2 separate regions of the Mus musculus genome follow, and region 2 is linked to region 1. The links are chromatin loops, found by intact Hi-C in ENCODE. Cell type or tissue: left cerebral cortex. All regions are shown on one strand.

What was found. A loop is a pair of places that touch in the nucleus more often than their neighbours do. Peaks named below come from ENCODE experiments on the same cell type or tissue, not always from the same donor. Only the 100,000 strongest peaks of a DNase experiment are listed, where the experiment ranks them.
Region 2: a loop joins it to region 1, with 7 times the contacts of the local background. A loop is called at or near these places in 12 of 42 quality-filtered maps.

Annotation. Positions count from the first base shown.
Region 1 is chr3:51,647,407-51,649,906 of GRCm38, forward strand. It overlaps a transcript of Mgst2 not described here. Among named protein-coding and RNA genes, the nearest start is that of Mgst2, 13 kb to the right of the region's middle. In left cerebral cortex, a CTCF peak has its summit at 1,120 (motif pointing left); a DNase peak (open chromatin) is centred at 1,001; H3K4me3 peaks cover 376 bases.
Region 2 is chr3:51,483,152-51,485,651 of GRCm38, forward strand. It overlaps Rab33b (RAB33B, member RAS oncogene family), which reads left to right and starts at 815. Exons shown (of 2, transcript NM_016858.2): 1 at 815-1,429. The coding sequence starts at 1,181. In left cerebral cortex, a CTCF peak has its summit at 1,100; a DNase peak (open chromatin) is centred at 945; H3K4me3 peaks cover 2,142 bases; H3K27ac peaks cover 1,631 bases.

The DNA.
Region 1 (2,500 bases):
AGAATAGCACTTGCTTGTAGCCACTGAGCTGTCTTCCCAGCCCTGACAGTAAACATTGACCAGCGGTGATGGCTAATCTCAGCTGTCAGCTTGACCTCTACAATCACATTTGAGACAGGCTCTGCACACGCCTGTGTAGACCAGATTCATTAGTCTTGATTAGTTTAATTGGAGTGGGAAGATCTGCCCATTGTGGGTGGCATCATGATGGCCCCATACATCTACTTGTGAACCAAATATAAACCCTTTCTTCTTTAAGTTGCTTTTGTCATGGTGTTTTATCACAGGAACAAGGGAAAAAATGAACACAGCACTGCAGATGTCTTTATGGATTGTTGACATTGTTGAGACATGTAGTGTCATGTGATGTGTGTGTCATATGTGTTATGCATATGGTGTGACTTGCTATATTGTGATATGTTTGTGTTGTGTGGTGTGTTGTGGTTTGGTGTGGTATATGTCTTGTCATGTGACGTACACATTGTTACCTGTGAGCTGTATATGTTCAGATACACTGAATTTTGATATATGTTGTGATGTGTATACTGTATGTGTTGCTCTTGTTGCACTGTAATGAGCATCGCTGCAATGTGATGTATTGTGATGTGGTGTGTGTCGCAGGTGTTGTGATGCGGTGTGTGTCTCCTGATGTGATCAGAGCATGGTGTGGGCTGTACGTTGTGATGTGTGTGCATTGGGTAGGTGTGCGGGAAGGCGTGTACCAGAGAAAAGGCTTTCCAATAGCTGCAGGAAAGAGCTGCAGCTTAAAGCCTCTCCATCATCACTCAGCCTGTCGCCGCCCTCTCTCTTCAGGACACTCTCTTCTCTGACGTGGGTGGGGATTAGTGCCCTGCCCTGTGTCAGGAATGGAGAGAAAATAGAATCAGATGTGGGTTAGCAGTAGGCTGCGGAAGGAAGAAAAGCTAATTCACTTATAGCCTGCCGAGAGCCAACCAAGTATCCCGGTGGGAGACAGGGGCAGGCAGAAGGCTTCACTTTCTTAAATAGAACTCTGTTTTGACATTCTCCTTGCTGCCGCTCCCCCCACGCATGTCTGTCTCAAGAGCTTTGGTAAGAGGCAGGAGTTTGCCTATAGTTGCCCCATCTGGTGGCAAGGCTGGAGAACTGCAGGCTGCGGGAGCTCTGAGCCATGTCCATCCTACTATGCTCAGACTGCTCCAGGACAAGGAGCAGGCAAAGAGGGATGGAGTTGAATATAATGGGAGGACCGCAAGAGCGCACAATGTGTTGAGCTGGAGAGAGTGACACGCGGAGTTTGCGCCTCATCAACTGTGTCATCATCGGAAGTCCTTCGTCTTTTTTGTTTTGTTTTGTTTTGTTTTTGGAGACAGGATTTTTCTGTGTAGCTGTGGCTGTCCTGGAACTCAGAGATCTGCCTGCTTCTGCCTACCGAGTGCTGGAATTAAAGGCGAAACACTATGCCTGCCTGGCAGTTCTCTCTGTCTTTTTTTGTGCCTCACTTTTTCCTTGTGAAAAATGTGGGTTGTTACTGTGAGGATCTTGTGAAGACCTGCCAAGGTAAAGTCGCCCATAAGAGTAGACACTGGACCATGTGATCCCTGTCACGAGTCATCTCTCTTCCCTGCTTCACCCCCACCTTGAATTTCCCTCCCCTAACATGACTGTACAGCTGTTCTGAAGTTTCTGCTGTAGGCACTGGTGCGTTGAGATTCGGTGGGCACCAGAGTAAGAAGCAGGTTAGGGGCGTGCAGCCCCCTAGATCTGGGACACTACCAAGGCCCGGCTATTACTACTGATAGGGTCATGTTATGTAGCAGTAACTGGCCTGGAGCCCATACTGACCCTGCCTCTCTGCCTCTTGAATGCTGGCATTAAAGGTGTGTGCCACCATACCTGGCTACATTACTAGTTTATAAGATCTTCTCCAGGTCTGGAATATTACTAGTTTTATGATCTTAAAGTAACATTTACAACAGCAGAAGTCAAAGGCACCAATGGCAAAATAACTTGCAGAAGACCAGCGTCAGCCACGCCTAGACCTGGCCATTTGGGTTAAAGGTGAGAGGGAGGACGGATGATTCTTACGAATTGGAAACAACAACACATTAACATTTTCCTCTCATGGACTTTCTTAAACAGTAGGATAGCCTCTCTCTCCCTAGCAAGCTTTGGGATCTAGGCATGTGATTTCAGAGGGCGGCTCCTGCAGGAACTTTGCTTCTTCCTGTAGCTTGACCTCTGTCTCCTTTGACAGAACGTTTTTTTAAATACATGACTCAACTGCTGAACATTCCCAACCTGGTATGCGGAAGATACCACTCAGGAGAGTAGATTCACACAGCCCTAAGGCTTCTGGGGGCCTGCGGGTTAAGAGCCGTGACTTTGCCATGGACTTGGTGGGCTGGATTCTATTAGTATTGTAAGCGGTGGCACTTAACTGAGCTACTTGGTCAGGGTCCATTTTTCCTCTCATTAAGTAGAGCCACCTTGAAATAAGTCAGGCAGGGCACACATCTTC
Region 2 (2,500 bases), 160 kb before region 1:
GGCATGTGGTATTACATTCAGCTTAAGTGGTACTTATTTTTAATTTTAAACCAATGGTAACATTCAGCCAGGCATAGTCTCACACCTGTAACCCTAGTATTCAGGAGACTAAGACAGGATTCCCACAAAAATCAGAGCCAGCCTGGATACACAGTGAGGTTCTAGGCCAGCTTTAGCTACAATATGAAAATCCTGGGGGGGGGGGGCTGGATAGGAAAGAAGGGAATAAGGAGATGGTTCTAAATTTGGATCCCCAGAACCCAAGGCAATGCTGAGCAGGCATGGAAGACCTCCTGTAATTCCTACCTTGGAAGATGGAGACAGAATCCCCAGAGCAAGTTAGCTACCAAGACTAGCTCTATGGAATGAGCTCTGGGTTTGACTGAGAGATCCTGCCTCAAGGAGACCTGGCTGTCCTGGAACTCTATGGAGTTGAAGAGAATCACAGAGATTTAAGACTTGTGTTGCTCAAACCAGCCGAAAACAATTTGTCTCTTTTACAAAACAAACTGAGCGGGTCGTGGTAGTGTACACTTTTCATTGCAGCACCGGGAAGGCAGAGGTAGAGGAGAGTCTCTACGGCCAAGATCAGGTTCAGGAGCTGAGTAGCCTCTCACCCTCCTGCCCACGCCGTTCCGCCCCGCTCCACGGAGGCCCGGAGGAAGCGGTGAGCACAGGGGATGCTCAGAGCCCAACTCCAAGCCCCAACCCCGGCTGCGACCAGGCGGCCACGACGCCACTGCGCCGCCGCCTCTCGCGAGACCACAGCCGGGCCGCGCCTCCTTCCTCTCCGCTGTCTCTCTCTCTCTCCCCGCCCCCGGGGGCTGCGCAGCTTCCTCCAGAGCTCGGGAACCTCGGACGTGGCGAGGCGGTCAGAAGGCTGGAGCGCGGCACATAGAGGTCCCTCGGGCGGACCTTCTGAGCCGCAGTCCAGCCAGGGAGCGCCGACGCATCTTTCCAGGTACACCGCACCGACTGGCGGAGGCCTACTGCGCGTGCGCCGGGGCCTTAGCGGGGCGCCACACCTGGGTGGGCAGGGGCTGCTCGCGCACGCGCGCCGCGGTGCCCGCGGGCTGTGGGGAGTTGGGCGTCGTTTGTCACTGCTAGGGAGCGCTGTCGCTGGCGTGGCGTCATTCCCGCGGCTTCTGTGCTCCGGCTCAGCTCGGGGCGGGGCGGGAGGATGACTTCGGAGATGGAGTCGTCGCTGGAGGTCAGCTTCTCGTCCAGCTGTGCGGTGTCAGGGGCGTCTGGGTGTTTGCCTCCCGCCCGCTCCCGCATCTTCAAGATCATAGTGATCGGCGACTCGAACGTGGGCAAGACGTGCCTGACTTACCGCTTCTGCGCCGGCCGCTTCCCCGACCGCACCGAGGCCACGATCGGGGTGGACTTCCGAGAGCGAGCCGTGGATATTGATGGAGAGCGCATCAAGGTGAGCCGGTGGGGCGGGGACGCTGTCTCAGCGGAGTGCCGCTCCTTCTTGGCAGGTGTCGGGACCTCACCCTGGGTCTGGGCAGGAGTGTGCGGTGCGCCCCATGGCGTGGGAAAGTGTGTTTGTATCTATCAAACTTCTGAGGCATTGTTCCTCCACCTCTAATGTACATCAGGTTTACCTGGGACTTCTTGTTTTTCAAAAAAGCACGTTCTGATTTGATAAGCTCCCCTATAACGCACATGCAATGAGTCTGTGGACCGACCACACTTTGAGTGACAGAGGTGTAGGGGGCGGTCACCCCCCCACTCCCACCCCCATTGCTTGAGTGAGAGTTTTGGGCTGGGAATCTGGGTGGTGGTGGTGGTGGGGTATAACCGGAAGAAACTCAGAAATTTTTCAAGCATAGAAAATTCCGTTATAAGTCGGGCCTGGGGGAACACTTCTTAAATCTCAGCACTCTCACAGAGACCAGGATCTCTGTGTTTGAGATCAGCGTGGTCTAATTAGTTCCAGGATAGACAGGGCTCTCCTGGATAGACAGAATACACAGAGAAACCCTGTCTCAACCAAACAAACCTCAAACACCCCAATTTAACAACAACAACAACAACAACAACAACAAAACCTCCGTTATATCTAGGAATTCTTTTGAGCATTGCACAGATGCTAAGTATTGTGGGAGTAAAACCTGTTGCCTTTGAGGCGTTTTCTGTATGATAACCAATTTATCTAGGGGGAAAAAAATCTGTTTTCTCATTGAGGCATTTATATGTGATGGTTCTTAGGTGGTTTGCCAACATCATATCTCTTGTTGCAAAAACAGACCCTCTCCCAGGTAGCTACTGAGACTTTGTAATCATAGTAGGAAGTCTAAGGCAGCCAGGTTGGGATTCTGAAGGGTTGGGTTCCTCAACTGCAGAATAATGATCCTTGACAAGTCAGGGGCCTCCTGATGCTGTAAACCTCGGCACTGTTGCGAAACTACTAAGGGTTACTTAATACTACTCCTTAAAACATATGAGATGGAGGTGTGTGTGTGGGGGGGGAGCACCCGTGTCTTTAACTCTA